Linked DNA regions of Homo sapiens: regions 2, 3, 4, 5 and 6 are each linked to region 1. The links are chromatin contacts, found by Hi-C or POLR2A ChIA-PET in ENCODE. All regions are on one chromosome and are shown on one strand. Each heading gives the region's core, a stretch centred on a gene start or an enhancer-like site at or near the end of the contact. The rest is flanking DNA. Distances are from core to core; before and after follow the strand shown. Region 1 holds the start of JARID2-DT (JARID2 divergent transcript). Region 2 overlaps ATXN1 (ataxin 1). Region 3 holds the start of SIRT5 (sirtuin 5). Region 4 holds the start of GFOD1-AS1 (GFOD1 antisense RNA 1). Region 5 overlaps GFOD1 (Gfo/Idh/MocA-like oxidoreductase domain containing 1). Region 6 has its middle 23 kb from the start of CD83.

Region 1 (2,700 bases), core at 95-2,594:
GATCACCACTAATTTGCAGATGCGGAAACTGACAAGCTCAGAGAGGCTCTCGGTTGCCTTTTGGGAAGTGGCCAAGGCGCGATTTGAATCCAGGTCTCTTACCTCCAGTTTCTGAGACCTTTCTAGACACCAAGGTTATCTCTTCAAATACTGCTGCAAGTAAACAGCTGTGTGAGTATCTAGACTTTTGAAGTTAGCAGACTCTAGGGAATAGGTAGAATAAAATATATGGGTATGTGTTCGCGGGAGCGCTTCTGCCACGTTTTATTCCGAGGCTAGCCTGAGAGATCATGGAAAACATTGCTTCTCCAAAACCACAGCGAAAAACAAGGAAATTAACAAGGCAGAATCGCGATGCGAGACTTGACAAAGTTGTTAATAAGGCGAAGGCCCAAAGCGCTATGCCAGGGCCTGCTACTTCATTTGTTTCAGCGATTAAACCAGCACGACAGGGGGCTGGAGGCAGGTAAAAAGCAGGCTCTTGCGTGGCCCGGACAGTTGATATTCCTGGCACTCGGTGTTCGAGATGTTTCCTTACAATTGCGTGTCTGTGCGGCTCGGTCTCCATATTCCACTCATTTTTGTCTCAACATTTTGTGGTATTTTATCACAAAATACGCCCGGCAAAGCAAAGATCCCGTTCAGTCTCTTTAAACACGGCTATCTTTTCTCAGGAGGCAGCCGCCGGGGCTTCACTCCTGGGCCACCAGCGACGTCCTCCAAGCGGGTCGAGCGGAGGCGCGTTCGCGACCCAGGGGCAGCGTGCCGAGCCCGGGCGTGGGGGGGCGTGGCCTTTCCACTCGGCGACCCCCGGCCACCGCCCACCCCGCGCGTGGGGGCGTGCGCGACTGCGGGGCGCGGAGAGGGGTGACCTCGGACTACCCTAGGCGCCCGCAGCACGCTCTGTACACAGACGCGAGGCGCTGTCCTGAGGTGACACCGGCTGCACGGCACAAGCAGCAGGCGCCGCCGATCAACTAGTTCGCACCGAGGATTCCTCTTGGTGCGTGGCCCAGTTTTCCTTAGGACGGGCTCCAACCCCTCCCTGACACCGCCCCCCTCACCGCCACGCTCCGAGGCCTTCCCCGGGGAAGCCTCGCGTCCCTCCCCCGCGGCTCCGGGCCGCACGCGCGCGATTCCTCGATTCCACAGGCGGTTCGCGCCGCGGGTGGGGGCGGGGCGCGCGGGGAGGGGGCTGGCGGCCGCCAGGGGAGGGGGGCCGGGGCCCGGGGGGCGGAGGAGGGCCGGCGTGGGGAGTTCCTCGCTCGCGGACCACACGCTCCGCGGGCCAATCCCGAGCCAGCCTCTAGCAGTGTCGCACGCGGGACACGTCCAAGCGTTTGTTGGCACGGCCAGTGAGGGGGAGGGGGCGAGGAGGAGGGAGGGGAGTTGAGTGACAGGCTTTGCGGGGCAGGCTGGGAATTGTAGTTCCCAGCTTCCGTGGCCATAGCCATTTTGTAGTCGGGGGACTACAACTTCCAGAAGATCAAGGGGACCATTCTAAGGTGCCCCGGGAATAGGCGGCTCTCCCCGGGGCCGGGCGTCCTGGGGCACTCCTACCCAGCAGCCCGGCTGCAGGTAGACGCGAAGGCAGTGGCGGGGGCTGGCGTGGGGCGGCCGTGGGGTGAGCGGCAGGCAGGGGAAAGGGGGTGAGGTGGAGCGACGGAGCGTGCCATGCATTGAGCTAGGGAGCCTCTCTCAATTCCACGCCTGGGCTCGGCGTGGGAGCGACGCCCGAGGGCTTGCCTGGGAGGGGTTCGTCGAGGTCGCTCGGGTGTCTGGTTGGCCAGGCTGCGGGGGTGCCCTGGACTGGGCCAGGGGCGGTCGGCACCAGGCTAAGCGGGCGCCTGGCGGCTGAGCGGTGGGAGTTTTCGGCTGGCGCCCGGCGGGGAATTATCCGAGGAGCCCTAACTTGTATAAAAGCAGAGTCCATTTAAAGTTGGGCTGGATAGCCTCTCTCTCATTGGTTAGGGGGCTTGGAAAAAAGAGACTCGGCGAGCCCTCGCTGTGGTGCTGCCGCCGCCGCCGCCGCCGCCGCTGGAGTTGACTCTTCTGCTCGCACTGCTGCTGCAGCACAAACGTGACTTCCAACATTTTTTATTTATCTTTCCCTTTTCTTTTCCAAGATGTAACTACGGATCAGACACTAAGGACCTTCACGTTTCGCTGATGTAGTTTTTGGAGGAAAAAGGGGGGGGAGTGAAGGGCGTCGGTTTTTTTTTGTGTGTGTGTGTATGTGTTTCGGGGGAAATTTTCCATTATGAGTGTTTTACTAAAGTGAATTTTTTTTTGTTTGCTTCGTTCGTCTTTGGCTCTTTTTTTTTCCTTCCCAATTTCGGATTTATTTCAAGGCGAATCTGGCTTTGGGGGAAGAGGAAGAAAAGTCGGATTACAAGATCAACCACCACCAACAACAATAAAAACCACCAGGATATTTTTTTGCAAATTTCTGACGGCTTTAAATTCATGAAGCAATTGTCCCCTTTTGCAATCAGCATTTGGATCTCAGAATGAGCAAGGAAAGACCCAAGAGGAATATCATTCAGAAGAAATACGTAAGTGCTCCTAACAACACATCCTTTGACTTGCAGTTTTAAGCAATGGCTGTGAATGTCAAGTTTATAGATAATTCTGCCTCTGAAGGGTTTTAAACACAGCGTCCGATAAGGCTGTTTCTTTTTTTTCTGAAAGAGGGCTTTT
Region 2 (2,944 bases), core at 371-2,870, 1.1 Mb after region 1:
TGCTATCGCCTCGGGGGTCGCATCTGGATGCGCCACAGACTTATGGCCTCAAACTTGGAGGATATTAAGTGGATTATATTTGGCAGTGAGGCCCAAGGGAAGTGATTCTGTCATCCTTTGGGACTCTCAACCAGAATCAAGGCATGGCAAAGCAGCAACTCTCTTCCAGGGTGGGGAACGTGCTATCACCCTCCACTGAAGAGGAAGGAGGCTTCCTTTGGTGCACGCAGTAACAATGGACAACACCTGGCATTCCCCTTTCCTCCCACAGCACCTAGGTGGGGGCCTGGGGGATGCATAGACGCTTTGCTCGAGTGGAGAAAAGCTGTACTGGGCAGGGCAATGCCACAGGGATAGTGACAAACACGGAAAAGCATTTTTCTCCTACATTGCCTCGTCTGGAGCGTCAGCTGGGACAATGCTGGGGGCATCTTTCCACAGTCTTAATGAGGAATTCAGCCCCTTAAAAATCATCCCCAAACTAAACACCCCTCAGTTTTATATGCCATGGCTTTAGTTCCCATGAGGTCTGTGTGCCGCTTAGCATGAGGTCAGTACATGTTCATCTTAATGCTCTTCTTGGTTTTTTGTTAACCGACGCTAATAAATTTTTACAAGGGCTGTGCTGTTCTGGAAAGTATAAAAGTGAAGCATTAAAAAACGGAACCCTCTCAAGAGATTATCTCCTATGAAGAATCATACGTGGCCGGGCGCCGTGGCTCACGCCTATAATCCCAGCATTTTGGGAGACCGAGGTGGGTGGATCGCTTGAGCCCAGGAGTTCCAGACCAGCACGGGCAAGATAGCAAAACCCTGTCTCTACAAAAAAACACAGAAAATTAGCTGGGTGTAGTGGTACACACCCATAGTCCCAGCTACTGGGGAGGCTGAGGTGGGAGGATCAATTGAGTCCAGGAGGTTGAGGCTGCAGTGAGCCAATGATCCCATCACTGCACTTCAGCCTGGGTGACAGGGCAAGACCCTGTCTCAAAACAAGCAAACAAACGAACACAAAAACCCACAGAAAAACAAAACTCATTTGCCTGGTTTAGAGAGGAGAGTGCTGCAGCTCAGAGAGGTGAAGTAACTTGTCCTGCCAGAGACCCAAATCCGCACCCCTGGGTCTGTCACCACCATACTATATCACACTGCTTTCCCTGGGGGTGTGATGTTGGGGGGGTCTTATGAGTTCAGGCATCCTCAAGAGTCTGTTCATGCAGGATTTCTGCCTAGAGTCACAATGCCATCTGTTTTGGAGAAAACCATCTCTTCTTCCACAACTTCCCCAATCAAATTTGTGATTTTGCTTATTAAGCTCAACAATTTGCACATTTCTGAATTTCTCTGTGGGTGCAGTGTCAGCAGTGCCTAACCAGTTGAGAAGACCAGGAAGATTCTTCAGGCTAGGGGAGAAAACCCCTCAGGAAGGCACTGCAGAGGGGAGAAGGATGTAGCCTTTGGAACCTCAATTAAGTCCAGATATGAGTTCTCTCTCTCCCTCCCATCTCCCCCTCTCATGCTCTCTGTCTGAGTCTCCACTGACTCTGAACCTGTCACTTGTGGCAAACACAGCTGGTGGAGTATTTTAGCTGTGATGATGTCAGCCGATTTCTGATAGGCTCCTCGGTAAAGTGACAAATCATTGGTTGCGTCAGGCCTTGCACTTTTGTTTCTACAGCGTGAAGCCCTAGCTGCCTTTTCAGCAGGTCTCAGCACACTTGCCTTTCTTTGAGGAAGCCCTTCCCGGCATGCAGCATAGCCACGCGGGGGCCAACCTCACAGACCTGCCAACAGGCCCTGACAACACTTCTACCTGCTCGTCTGCACCCTGGCTGTCAGTAGAGAGATTTAGTGATCTCACTATGGGAAAAAACATGAGAACAGGGCTCTGACTTCACAGGGAAGCCAATTTCTCTTTCATTTAATCATTAATTTTGCAAAGTTTGGAGTAGGGAAAAACACACCTAGATCTTCCTCCCCAAGAACAGAAGAGGGCTGTAAGGGGCTGGGCGCAGTGGCTCACGCCTACAATCCCAGCTTTAGGAGGCTGAGGCGGGTGAATCACCTGAGGTCAGGAGTTCGAGACCAGCCTGGCCAACATGGTGAAACCCTGTCTCTACTAAAAATACAAAAATTAGCAGGGGGTGATGGCGTGTGCCTGTAGTCTCGGCTACTTGGGAGGCTGAGGCAGAAGAATCACTTGAACCAAGAGGCAGATGTTGCAGTGAGCCAAGATCACCCCACTGCACTCTGCACTCCAGCCTGGGTGACAGAGCAAGACTCTGTCTCCAAAAAAAAAAAAAAAAAAAAAAAAAAAAAATAGAAGAGTCTGGTTTCTGCAGAGGCTGCCAGGCCTGGGAAGTGTGGCCCACAGCTGAAGTGGCTGCCTTCATTCTCAAGCTGAAGTTGATGCTGGCCGGCAAGGAACCAGTCGCATTTCTAAACAAAACCTCTTTTCACACCTGCCTCTGTTCACAAAAATGTGTTAAGGATTCTAAGTACCATGAAAAGCAATGACTCTTCACTCATGTTTATTTTCCATGTGTCACCTGGGGTCTGTGAAGAGTCAACTTTGCTCAAGGTAGTTCATTTTCTTTCTCCTAGTACCCACCCCTAATTCATGCAGGAAGTGAACAGCCACTACAGAGGGGTAGTGAGCTGTATTATTATGCCATTTATTTTAAAAATCCTGATTTTCTTTTTTTTTTAAATAAGATCTTTGGGGAAATCTTTCTTGGGCCCTTCCAAAGACTGTAAACCTACAGTGACATCTCATAATACAAAGAAAAGTATTCAGGGCTAAAAGCTCTCGGCAATGCAGGGCCCCGGCTTTGTGCAAGCCCCCATATCCAGTCATTCACGAGTGGTTCTGGAAAACTGATTTGGTCCTTTCCTCACTTGGGCATTTAAGAAATGCTCAAAAAAGCCAGACATAGGGACTCGT
Region 3 (2,742 bases), core at 14-2,513, 1.7 Mb before region 1:
ACTGCCCTGGTAACACTACTACTCAACAGTTTTGTGCTTTGCGCAGTTACTTGACCTCCCTGGGCCTCGGTTTCCCCACCCATAAAGTGGGGATAACAGTACCTATTTCATCAGGTGGTGGGGACGATTTAAAATGGTTAATAATGTGCAGTTCTTAAAAGTGTCTGGCTCAGAATAAGCACCATACACGTTAGGGGGAAAAACAGCAGCCGGATGTGAGGCCCTCCCCAATTTCGTTACTCCATAAACCTCTGAGTTGCTGGTAACACCTGCAGGAATGAGAAGGGCCTCAACATGGGCTGAATTTCCAGCCAAACTGTGGGAAGTGGCTGAGATTTTAGGTAGGCAAAAAATGTTAATGTAACATTTTTGGCCCCCAAGTTCTCAGACCACTTACTTCCCTTTCTAGTCCACTGACATGCCCGCAAGCAATTCCATTCTGCCAAGTGGTGCTGGTGGCAAGCCGGAATCCAAGAAAAGGAAAGACTCCGATTTTAAGGGAACGGGGACATGCGGAGCCACGTGAGTCACTGGGTCCCAGAGCCACGGAAGGCTCTCAGCTCAGCAGTCAGAGTGCACTCGTCATTGCGTTCGAGGTTAGGTGGCCTAGCCTGGGAACCAACTCACCGTCATTTGAAATCGTTTTAGGGAAAATGACCCTAACATTTAAAATCCTCTCTCCTGAAGTTGTGTGGTCCAGCCGTTTGCTGAAGGAGGAAGCAAAGCCGGTAGTAACTCACTACATATTTGGGCAGTGGAATGAACCCTGGAAGCTGACAAAGTCGAAGCAAGTCACTGCGCCGCCCCCCACCCCCACCCCCACCCCAAATAAAAACAGAGAGACAATCCTTCAATTATAAAGAAGACCACGGCGCCCGGGTCTCCGGCAGGGGCCGCTGCAGCCGAGCAGAACGCTGAGCCGCTCCGCCCCACGGCCTCCTCTCCAGCCGGCGCGCCCGCCTCCCGCAGGTGCGTCTCTGCCTGCGCCGGGCCGGGGTCTCCGCGGCCTCTCCCGCTCGGGCTCCGGCTTCGAGGTCCCGACCAAGCACTGCTCTCGCGGGACTGCGCGCACCGCCCAGGGCCTGCCGCGGGCTCGCGAGCGGAGGTGGCACCGGTCCGCGGTGCGCATGCGCGGCCCGGCCTCTGCCCTGCGGTCCCGGGCTGGTGACTGGCTAGCGGTTGGAGGAAGGGATGTGGGGGATGGTGGGTGGGTACAGAGAGCTGGGAGGGAGGCACCCCGGGGGGCGGGGCGTGGGAGACTGTATTCGGGGGCGCGAGCTGCCCCAGGTGAGCCGTGGCTCAGGTCCGGAGCGCGGTCGGGACACAGCGCCTCTAGGAGAAAGCCTGGAAGGCGCTCCGGGGGTACCCAGAGCTCTTAGCGGGCCGGCAGCATGTGCGGGGCCCAAGGTCTTCCGGGCTCTGCGTGGGGGTCGCTGCGGCTGGAGACCAGGGAGGGGGATGGAAACGGGGTTGGAAAGTAATCCCACCCGAGCAGGTGGGCATGGGAGGCCGCTGTGCTGGGGAGCCCCGCGAGGGCTCCGAACAGAGCCTCCCTTTTCAGAAAGGTCACCCTGGTCATTGCAGCTGCCAGGGTGACCGAGGAAGGTGGCCGGGGTGGAGGCAGTGGGCGTGGAGAGGGGTCGGATTCCGGACGTAGTTTGAAGGTGGAGCCGTCAGGTTCTGCTGAGCAGCTTGGCTATGGGGCGTGCGAGAAGGGAAGGCTCAGGGCCTAGTCCCTGGGCACGAGTAGTAGCCGGGAGGATGAAGTCCCAGTGCTTCGGGGGGAGGCGGCTTGAGGACGGCTCTGGAGCTCAGGCTTGCCCGCGTGGAGTGGAAGCTGCCTCTTGGACACAGGGCGGGGAGGCCGCATGCAGTCTGGCGCGCTGGGAGGATGGGAGATCCAGAGGGGCAGGGCTGGAGGGGTAGGAGGAAAACCTGAAGAGGGTGGCGCCCGGAAGCCCGGGAAAGTGATGAACTGGGTCAGAGGCCGGGTATCAACAAATAGGAGGGTGGAGACGACCTTGAGGAAAGCAGGTGATGGAACGGGAGGGAATGGGGCCCCCTAGTGGAGACACCTGGGAGTGATGTATTGCATTTATTTAGCTCTTAGGCGTTCAAAAATTATTTATTGGGAGCCTGTACAACTTTTTGCAGTTCATTGCATTATCCTTAGCATGTATTTTGTTTTATATAAATATATATTTATATAATTATTTTTATTGACAAATTTATATATTTATAGCGTACAGTGTAATGTTTTGATATATGTATACATTGTAGAAAGATTAAATCAAGCTAATTGACATATCCATCACCTCACCTACTTATTTTTTGTGGTGAAAATCTACTCTCCTGGAAATATACAATACATCATCAACTATGGTCACCATGCTGTGCAGTAGATCACTAAAACTTACTCCTCTTACCTAACTAAAACTTTGTATCCTTTGACCAACATCCCTCCCTTCCACATCAGCCCTCTGCCAGGCCCCTGGTAACCATCATTCTACTCTGCTTCTATGAGTTCAACTTTTTTAGACCCCAAGTATATAAGTAAGATCATGTGCTGTTTGTCCTTCTGTGCCTGGCTTATTTTACTTGGCCTCATGTCCTCCAGGTTCATCCATGTTGTTGCAAATGACAGAATTGCCTTCTGTTTTAAGACTGTATAGTATTCCATTGTATATATGTGCCACATTTTCTTTATCCGGTCCTCAGTTGATGGATACTTAGTTGCTTCTA
Region 4 (2,705 bases), core at 4-2,503, 1.8 Mb before region 1:
ATGTAAACAAGGGAGTTATCCACCCAACATACATGTTCCATTAAACAGAAAATAAATATTAGCATTCAGTTCAATGGCATTCAGTTCAAGGCCAAAGAAACAGGCCACAAAGGGCAGACACTTAATAAAATTAACTGACAATTAAAACTGACAATGTGGGCAGCCTCCTTAGGAATTCTATCAGATGTTGCATCTGAGTCAATAGCCAAATGGCCTGATGAAAATGCCTTTCTATGGAGAAAGAGTTTTACATTCTGTTCATAGCTCTTCGAAGACAGAATTAAAACACACGTATATTTCACCTACCCTGAATCCATACCTATTTTTAACAAATAAAACAGTCTTTCCAAGACTACATAACTTCCGGCTGGTTTCTGGATGTTGTCTCTGTTCCTTCGCAGCTCCTCCCTTCTAATCTGTTCTACTATTCGCTTCATCTGGTTATAAGCTTTGTTCTTGTTATAAGCTTTGTGTTTTTCCTCACCAATAGAAACTTCAGCTTTCAAAGGTGAGCTGCTCATTTTCTTGGAATTGTAAGATCAAGCAACCTTCCTGGGATTGTTTTAGGTTACGTGCAAGAACTGATGATGAACAAAACATGCCCTTCTCTTTCCCCTGAGCATAGGCTGAGAGGCTGCTACTCTGTCCTCAGAGATTGTTCAGACTGCCTGGGAGTTGAGGGGAGCAGGGACCAGATGGTGAGGCACCCTGAACTCATCTCCAGCCCACGGGTCAACACTGTGCCTTCCGAAACTATTCCTGAAGGCGATTAGGGAGGGCCTTTTCTCATGCAAAGCATCCATGCCTCTGGAGCTACTGCGCCCATCCTCCTAAAAATTTAAAATCTATTACTCCAAATTGGGGCAGAAGACATTTCCCGGGAGGCTGCAGTCAAAAGTTAAAACCCCCTGGTTTTACCAAATCAGTCTTTACTAACCTATGACGCCTCTGAAAACATTCTAATACATCATCACCCCCATCCAACCACTCCCACCGTCCTTGCCTCCAGCGCAGACGAAATAATTCCAGCCGATGGTAACATCTGCAATCTCACGCTAAACTAACTCACAGCAGAAAGAAACAAACGACCCTAGCAGGGCGCCACCGCTGCTGAAGGGCAGGTCCTCTATCGCACCCAAGAAAACCCGACACACGTGTGCGGCCTTTTATTCAGGCGTTTCTGGGCGCGCACTCGCCTCTCCCAGGCGCGCGCGCGCACAACCCTCCTCCACCCCCCCATCCCCCCCCCCCACACACACACACTTGGACACTACACACACAGCTGAGGAGTAACTTTCCTCTTCTCGCGGAGCACCCTATCCCCTATTATCGGCATCTGATCTTCCTAGTTCGGATCCCCGGAACACACGCCTTCTCCAGCCTGCAATCTACACACGTGGGGAAGCGCGTCCAAGTGGTGCCAGGAGGCAGGAGGGAAGCGCAAAGGTGGGGAAGGCCGGGGACGAGGAAGGAGGGAGCTCTGAGTCGGATCTGGGATCTCAGATCCCCGGGGCAGCGTAGATGCAGGGTAAGCTTCTGGGATGCGGAGAGGGAAAGGCAGGGGGGAAGGAACCTAGAGAAGGTTAAAGGGCGGGGGTGGGACGGAGGATGCGGGGTAGGGGTCGCTCACCTAGGGTTTTGACAGCGATCTGTCTGGTGAGGGGCGGCGGCAGGTTAATGCACACCAAGTCCACGTCCTGATGCAGCAGCACCTCATCAATGCGGCTAGTGTAGAAGGGGACACTCATCTCCTTGGCCAGCTCCTCCGCTTCTTCCTGCGTGCGGCCCCACAGCGCCTTCACCGCGAAGCCCTCGTCTTTCAGCAGCGGGATGATGACACGGGCCGTGAGGCTGGTGCCGAACACGCCCACCCCGGGAAGCATGGCTGCTCAGAGCCGCCTGGTTCTGCTTCTGCTCGGATCTCCAGTCCAACGCGCGCACACACCCACCTCTAGCCAGTCCTGCACCCCGCTCCTGTAGCCAATCTAGCCGCGGTGCGCCAGCCGCCGTGCACCGGGCAAGGCGCCCGGGTGCCCAGAGCGCACCGAGCTGCAGGCGGAGCAAGCTCGGGGCGCCTCAGAACGGTGACTGCGGCAGTGTCCGCCACGCGGGGCTCGCGTCCTTCCCGGAGTCGGCGGCAGGGACCCCCCCAGGGCGCCGGAGGCTTCGAAGCCCCCTGGAGCCCCGGCTCAGGCTGCGCTCCCGCGGCAGCGCCAGTCCGCTGCGTGCGCCCCGCCAAGGCCGCTCCATGGCCGGCTCATCCCCGCGGCCGCGCCGCCGCAGCCCGGGACCGGCTCTCTCCCGCGTCGTTTGCGCAGCCGGCGAATCGCACAGACAAACGTCTACACCCTGCCAGAGCACGGAACCGCTCCGCGGGGGAGTCTCCTTTCTTCCTAGCTCTCCGTTGGGAATGAAATAATCCCGCGGCCGCCAGGAGGCCGGCTAAGGATGCGGCCCGGAGCGCGCCGGACTGGGATCCCGAGCTGCAGCGCGGCAGCGGCGGCCACGACCCGGCGCCAGCCTCCTCATTCTGCTGCCATGTTCGCTCGCCTCGCGGCTCGGGCGGCCTCGGCCCCAGGCCGGCTCAGGCTCTGGGATCCCGCGGGGACGAGGGCGGAGTTGGCGAGTTTGGCTGTCAGCGGCCGGTGTTCCTGCACCGCCCTCGCTGCAGCGCCGCGCGCCATTGGCCGCCGCGCGCCGCCCCC
Region 5 (3,097 bases), core at 301-2,800, 1.8 Mb before region 1:
CTATGACCTCTGCGTCACTGTCCTTTGGTCTCTCAAGGATCCCACTTCCATTGCCTGTCCCTTAAACGCCCGGGAAGCGGCCTCTACCCCCTAAGAAGGTGAATGAATCCCCTGCTGGTGTTCTGAAGGCACCCGAGGTAGGTGAGGTCCAGGGAGCACCTGGGACAAGCAGAAGGAACAAGCCCCCTGAGGATGCGGAAGCAGAGTGACCAGGCCCATCGCAAGGCAACCCCTGAGCGAGGGATAATGCAGGACCTTATGAGCAGAAGCGGGGCTAACAACCAGCAAGGCCAGAGGACAGGCAGCCCTTTGCCAAAGGTGTCGACTTCTGCCCAGCTTTCTCTTGTTCTGGCAACGGCTGTCAGTGTCTGTTGGTGGAAGAACATGCCCCTGGTGCCAGAAGGCTGGGGTTTGAGTCTCATCTCTTTCTCATATCTGTGTCTTGGGGGAGGTTACTTAACTTCTCTGGGCCTCAGTTTTCTCCTCTGCACAGCAGAAATATAATCATATCTCTCTCACAGTTATTGTGATGAGCGTGGCAAAGCATTTTTTGTAAACTACAAGGAAGCGGGCAGTGGCTCCGAAGTTGTGTGTGATTGGACCTCACAGGACAAAACTGAGGTAACAGAGGATCACAATGCACCTTTTTCAGTTTGATATAATCATCTTGAAATTACATTTATCAGGATCATACAGAGTCTTCCCAAAACTGAAGGCCATGCATAACTTGTCCACCTCAAGCCCTTTGAACAGAGAACATGCATGTAGAGACTTCCAGAAAAATCCAATAACTGTTATCCAAATGGTCAAAAATCCAGCTGGGCTCAAGTGAGGTAACAGACATAGAAAACTGTGAAGAGTTAAAAACATGATGATAAAAAAGGACTTTGTTGGCCAGGCGCAGTGCCTCATGCCTGTAATCCCAGCACTTTGAGAGGCTAAGGCAGGCGAATCCCTTGAGCCCAGGAGTTTGAAACCACCCTGGGCAATATGGTGAAATCTCATCGCTACAAAAATTAGCCCGGCATGGTGGTGTGCACCTCTAGTCCCGCCTACTCAGCAGACTGAGGCAGGAGGATCGCGTGAGCCCAGGAGTTCAACGCTACAGTGAGCTGTGATTGTACCACTGCATTCCAGCCTGGGTGACAGAGTAAGAGCCTGTCTCAAAAAAAAAGGCTTTGTAATAAACTTTTCTGATGTTTTTCAGAATTCAATTTGTATAAATTTGAGACATCTACATTTCACAAATGTGATTATCCCATGCGATAATAAAGGAAGGTTTATCCCACTATTTCCTAAGCCTGGAGCTTCCTTAGACTTGTACGTAATTCCTGGTGCCCCTGACAGGCACCTTTCCAGCCTCTACGGAATCTTTAGCAGCCCCACGACACCAGGCTGAGCCTCGTGACATTGTGGCCACCAAGCGTGGGAAGGAACTACTAAACTTCAAAGTTGACTCAACCAAAAGAGAAAAATCGCAAGTCCCCGATGGAAAGGTGTTGATGGCTCTCTTTTCAAACACCTCCACGCCTGGCTGGGCACAAAGGCCTGACAGTGCCCCGAGCTACATCAACACAAGCTGGGTTCAAAGACTCACAGGTCTAAGCATCCTGGGCACCACAGAGATAGGAAAGTCCATGTGGAAACAGATCGTCTTTTCTATCAACCATGTGTGAATTTTGAACTCCTTTTCTTCTCAGTGTTAGAAAAGGAAAACCAACCCACTTTGCGGTCTCTCTGCGGTGTCTTTAGAAGGCCAGTTCCTTTACGTGCCTCTCAAGCCCATGCTGAATTTCTCTGTTCTCGTCCTAGTGCCTCTTTTGACAAGCCACGAGCCTCACTCAGCCCAGAGTGACACTTATCACTGGGCCGTGTGAAAACTGGGGGGCTGGGGAGGAAGTGAGAAGGATGCGAAAGCCGAGGCGGGAGGAGGGGGTGCCGCCTGAGGCCCTTGCGGCCAGCAGTGGAAACGCAAACTTGACATTTCCATTTTCCATCACCTTCTGATCTCAGGCCCCCAGTGCGATGCGATGCGCTGGCTTTTCATTTCCACTCCCTTTCACACCCAGCACATTAAAGGCCGCTGCAAGAACAACAATGGAAAAAGGCTCAGGGCTTTAAATCACGAAGCCTGGGGAAATTCAACAGTTGCTATCTCCAGCTTCTCTACCCAAAGCACCAAAAAAGCCTTCCCTGAGGGAGTCCAGGCCCCCTCCCAGGGCGGGCGGCAGGAGTACTGCTTTTGATCATCTGTACTTCTGCGGCCACTCTCAAACTTCCCTCCCCAAACACCACAGCCCGGCTGTGAGCTGAAAGAGCTCCCTTTGGCCCTCCATCAGAAGCGGACTTTCTGACCATTCACTAATTCTAGCAAGAAGGTCCACTAAGTATTGTAAAATGTATAGCTTCCCGCCTGCTTTTTCTCTGACCTAGTTAAAAGCACTGTGTTGGACATACATCTTCTCGACCATATGAAAAGTGGGAATAAATGTCTTAATTGGTACCAAGTCCCTGAGCACGTGAGCCAGCTTGCTAGATGCTCAGACAGGACTCTACAAACATGAGCCCAGGTCATATATTTACTAAGATGTGCTCCCAGGTGGCTCTCAAATGGCACAAAGAGGAAAGACCCCAGCAGAAATCAAGATGGGTGGGAAGCTGTTCTTTTCATGAGAGTGAAAAGACTGGAGCTATCTCATTTTGGGCTGAGAAGCCCTGGCTGGCCATAGCACAGCTGCCAGTAAAGGGAAACAGCGCCACAGGCTGCCTGGAGGAGCTGGTCTCCTATGCGGCAGACACTGGCTGTCAAAGGGTTGTGTGGCCCCAACGTGAAATAATGGCTGTACTTATGAATTGGTTTGTTTATATGCCATCAACCAGGATGCTCTGCCAGCTTGCTGCTTTAAGAACGACAAACTATTGAATGCAATTGAATGCCTATCGAATGCAAAGACCTCAGGGAATTTCAGACACAGGGAGAGGGTGAGTTCCACGGTCCTCTCAGACAGAAAAGTTTGGGTTTACTGCTAGCCAAAAACCAGGAGTACAACAGGAACTGCTGACGTCATAAAGCTTGGCCAGAAACGTAGTCAGGTAG
Region 6 (2,820 bases), core at 145-2,644, 1.2 Mb before region 1:
CAATGGACACTCCATAAATATTCGAATGCGTCTTATGTCTACTGTGTGCATAGCCTTATGCTAATTCCATGAATGCAATGGTGATGTGTTTCCAGCTAACATCTGGAAGCCTTATTCTGCCAAAGATGAGAGATCACGGTACAGAATGTTCCTAATAAGAGTATTTTATTATCCATCCTGTACTCGCATGGTCCCTGTTCTCAATGACTTTATAGTCTTGTTGATAAGGTTTCAAACATGCAAGTATTGAGTAATATGTCAGACTGACTTCTAGAAAACGTTTTATTGACTATGATCAGGGGCCCAAATATAGGACACCAAAAAGAAGGATTTAGGGTGGACAAGTTGTAGAGAAGCTAAAGGAACCAAGGAAGGTGTCACAAAAGAGGTGGTTTGAGGAGTGTGTGATGCAAGGATAGGGTAATAATTCATCTCTAGTCTAAATCAGACCTTATTTTGGCAATTTTATTAGTCATCAACTACCGCAATAATGTATAACAAATAATGCCCCAAGTCTCACTGGCTGACGCCACAAACATTCATTTTTTTATTCACAGGTCTGTGGATTGGCAGGGACTCAGCTGATCTTGGCTGGGCTCCACTGGGCATGGCTCCAGGCTCCAGGTCTACTTTGGGCCTGCTTTATATATTTTGTTCTGGAACTGGCACCACCTGGGGCATAGTCTTCTTACGGTGATGGCGGAAATACAACAGGCCAAGTCAAATCATGCAAGCACATTTAAAGCCTCTTTTACATCATTTCCACTAGCGTCTGTTATTCAAGGCAAAGCCTGTGGCTGAGCCAAGCTTCCATGGGGTGAGGAAAAACACTGCACTCATTCTAGTGAGAGCCACTGCAAAGTCACATGGCAAAGGTCACGGGTGTAGAATTCTGTAACAGAGAGAGAGTGAAGAATGGGAAACAAAAATTCAATGTACCCCAGTCACATTTTTGAAAAAAATAGTGGAAAAATTGCAAACAGTATAGATTAAAAAAACAACAACAACAAAACCTGCACAGTACAGGAACCAAGTGAAGAATGTAGGTGGAGATAATTGTGTTTAGCTGGCCTGAAATGAAAAGACTAATAGTCACTTCCACCACTATCTTTGAGTTTGCAAGTTTGTGAGGGGCCTAATGCTGACTAGTGGACCCTCCTGGCTGAAAAAAAAAAGACAGTAGACTGGAGTTAAATGAGAACTCAAGTTGCGAGAAAAATCTTCCCTCTTTGGGAGATAAAGCCCTGGCAGCAAGAACTGAAGGAGGTAGAGTACTATTTCTGCATCTTCAGGGAGAGCTGCAAGGAGAGGGAGCTGTGTCTTGTCTCACTGAGGTGCCTGGACAAGATGAACATTTCAGGTCTTTTTCAGTTCTAGGTTTCTATGATGTCAGTGCTACTTCCCTTTCCAAAACCCCACAGTGGCCAGGCATCACAGTGCCACAAGTGAAAAGACCCATGACTGCCTTTATAAGTAAGTTCTTCTTTTGGTTTCTCTGGCAGGAGGCAGATGGAGGAGGAGAGAAAGGCCAGAGGTCTGTTTTGGGGTTGTTGTCTCTGGTTGTCTAAGTCATGCCAAGACACCACCCCTTGGAGCCTGGTTCCTGACATCCGGCAGCATGGCATACTTGAAGGGCATGATGTGGGGATAACAACAGAGCCCTGGCTGAGTCCGGTGGCTCACGCCTGTAATCCCAGCACTTTGGGAGGCCGAGGCAGGCGGATCACCTGAGGTCAGGAGTTTGAGACCAGCCTGGTCCACGTGACAAAACCCTGTCTCTACTGAAAATACAAAAAAAGTTTGCCGGGCATGGTGGCACACACACACACACGCACGCACACACACACACACATGCCCCCATAAGCATCCCAGTATTTGGAAGCAATCAGTTGATTTTTTTTCTTTTTAGAATTCAGTTTGGTGTTATAGGGACACTGCTAGCCTCAGGCAGTGCCGCAAGAGCAGATCAAGGCTCTGATTAAAAAATTCCTCAGTTGCTCCCAGCTGGAGATGTCTGCTTACAAAGCCCTTACAAAGAAATGTTTTTCAATAGGCAACATTCTCTGGTCTGGCCCCACCAAGGAAGTACAGCAGGAAATCTCACAGGCATCCCGATTGCCATTGCCCTCCTGCTCCCAGACACACACTTGGCCCCAACTGGCCTCTGACATGCTCCATGGGGAGCAAAATGGACTTGCTCCATTTTATCCATTGCTCTGGGCTCCACGGTGTTAAGCATGATGGCTTGGAAACTCTATATACCCAGTAAATGAATGCTTGTTGAATAACTTAATGAACACACCCCATGTCAGCCTATCTCCTCAATGCACATCCGCCAGCCACCTCAGCTCAGGCACCTCGCTGATTTTCAAAACATGGGCTAAAAGCTACCATAGGGCATCTAATTATACCTTCTGGTGTAGAAGGTGTTCTCTCATAGGAGGCCTTAGCCAAGTTTGAGAACAAGGACTTTGTATGGAATGAGCTGCATAATGGACAGCACTGGCTGGACCAGCCATTGGGGGTGTCTCTGGCTGAAATTTAACAAAGTTTCCATAGACCTTTTACCAGATTTACTGAGAATGTTGATTTCCTCTATTAAAGCTTAAACGTCAATTCAGGGGAATTTCCCCATAAATGTTGTGAGACTAAACGTGGCTTCTTGTGGGTTCCACATGGGAGCTCACCAGGATGTTGCCCAGCCTTTGTAAAGGTCTGCCTGGTTTCCTGTACCTAGTGGTCAACGTCAGCAGCTGTACCTGTGCCCAGCATTGGGAGGCTCGTCCTCGGCCCTCACCCGGCCATAGGCAGTCAACATCA

Evidence for each region. A loop is a pair of places that touch in the nucleus more often than their neighbours do. ChIA-PET counts read pairs that join two places held with the same protein, here RNA polymerase II (POLR2A). Pooled maps may share reads with other maps.
Region 2: a map of CD8-positive, alpha-beta T cell shows a loop between it and region 1 (14-fold over the local background). The contact joins the enhancer-like site here to the promoter of JARID2-DT in region 1. A Hi-C loop is called at or near these places in 4 of 168 maps with a recorded cell type or tissue (CD4-positive, alpha-beta T cell, CD8-positive, alpha-beta T cell, ascending aorta and 1 more) and 10 of 50 pooled maps. POLR2A ChIA-PET finds 5 or more read pairs at or near these places in 1 of 52 experiments (activated CD4-positive, alpha-beta T cell).
Region 3: a map of CD4-positive, alpha-beta T cell shows a loop between it and region 1 (26-fold over the local background). The contact joins the promoter of SIRT5 here to the promoter of JARID2-DT in region 1. A Hi-C loop is called at or near these places in 4 of 168 maps with a recorded cell type or tissue (CD4-positive, alpha-beta T cell, CD4-positive, alpha-beta memory T cell and CD8-positive, alpha-beta T cell) and 11 of 50 pooled maps. POLR2A ChIA-PET finds 5 or more read pairs at or near these places in 1 of 52 experiments (naive thymus-derived CD8-positive, alpha-beta T cell).
Region 4: a loop to region 1 is called in a pooled map, with 8 times the contacts of the local background. The contact joins the promoter of GFOD1-AS1 here to the promoter of JARID2-DT in region 1. A Hi-C loop is called at or near these places in 9 of 50 pooled maps.
Region 5: a loop to region 1 is called in a pooled map, with 6 times the contacts of the local background. The contact joins the enhancer-like site here to the promoter of JARID2-DT in region 1. A Hi-C loop is called at or near these places in 1 of 37 single-sample maps with no recorded cell type and 3 of 50 pooled maps. POLR2A ChIA-PET finds 5 or more read pairs at or near these places in 1 of 52 experiments (activated CD4-positive, alpha-beta T cell).
Region 6: a pooled map shows a loop between it and region 1 (4-fold over the local background). The contact joins the enhancer-like site here to the promoter of JARID2-DT in region 1. A Hi-C loop is called at or near these places in 4 of 37 single-sample maps with no recorded cell type and 3 of 50 pooled maps. POLR2A ChIA-PET finds 5 or more read pairs at or near these places in 1 of 52 experiments (activated CD4-positive, alpha-beta T cell).

Annotation. Positions count from the first base shown.
Region 1 is chr6:15,244,030-15,246,729 of GRCh38, forward strand. JARID2-DT (JARID2 divergent transcript) reads right to left here and starts at 1,345. Exons shown (of 1, transcript NR_187237.1): 1 at 1-1,345. It overlaps JARID2 (jumonji and AT-rich interaction domain containing 2), which reads left to right and starts at 2,040. Exons shown (of 18, transcript NM_004973.4): 1 at 2,040-2,555. The coding sequence starts at 2,511. RefSeq lists enhancers at 155-668, 1,858-1,907, 2,018-2,117 and silencers at 668-977, 988-1,247.
Region 2 is chr6:16,321,236-16,324,179 of GRCh38, forward strand. The region is part of intron 7 of ATXN1 (ataxin 1); the gene reads right to left. Among named protein-coding and RNA genes, the nearest start is that of GMPR, 84 kb to the left of the region's middle. RefSeq lists an enhancer at 1,446-1,505. Within about 2 kb of position 1,621, at least 22 of the 41 ENCODE cell types and tissues checked have a DNase peak (open chromatin) inside an H3K27ac peak, as active enhancers do; they include CD4-positive, alpha-beta T cell, CD8-positive, alpha-beta T cell and ascending aorta, where a contact is called at or near this core.
Region 3 is chr6:13,573,338-13,576,079 of GRCh38, forward strand. SIRT5 (sirtuin 5) reads left to right here and starts at 1,264. Exons shown (of 10, transcript NM_012241.5): 1 at 1,264-1,407. LOC105374937 (a long non-coding RNA gene) reads right to left here and starts at 1,097. Exons shown (of 2, transcript XR_926497.4): 1 at 628-1,097. RefSeq lists a silencer at 817-1,336 and enhancers at 1,029-1,615, 1,547-2,026, 1,616-2,201.
Region 4 is chr6:13,485,008-13,487,712 of GRCh38, forward strand. It overlaps GFOD1-AS1 (GFOD1 antisense RNA 1), which reads left to right and starts at 1,254. Exons shown (of 2, transcript NR_046709.1): 1 at 1,254-1,446; 2 at 1,674-1,764. GFOD1 (Gfo/Idh/MocA-like oxidoreductase domain containing 1) reads right to left here and starts at 2,593. Exons shown (of 2, transcript NM_018988.4): 1 at 1,631-2,593. The coding sequence starts at 1,883. RefSeq lists silencers at 1,781-1,944, 2,085-2,564, 2,585-2,705 and an enhancer at 1,845-1,954.
Region 5 is chr6:13,426,486-13,429,582 of GRCh38, forward strand. The region is part of intron 1 of GFOD1 (Gfo/Idh/MocA-like oxidoreductase domain containing 1); the gene reads right to left. Among named protein-coding and RNA genes, the nearest start is that of GFOD1-AS1, 58 kb to the right of the region's middle. RefSeq lists enhancers at 1,344-1,773, 2,784-2,853. Within about 2 kb of position 1,551, at least 16 of the 41 ENCODE cell types and tissues checked have a DNase peak (open chromatin) inside an H3K27ac peak, as active enhancers do.
Region 6 is chr6:14,092,902-14,095,721 of GRCh38, forward strand. No RefSeq gene overlaps it. Among named protein-coding and RNA genes, the nearest start is that of CD83, 23 kb to the right of the region's middle. RefSeq lists enhancers at 1,434-1,563, 2,457-2,586 and a cis regulatory region at 2,435-2,820. Within about 2 kb of position 1,395, at least 8 of the 41 ENCODE cell types and tissues checked have a DNase peak (open chromatin) inside an H3K27ac peak, as active enhancers do.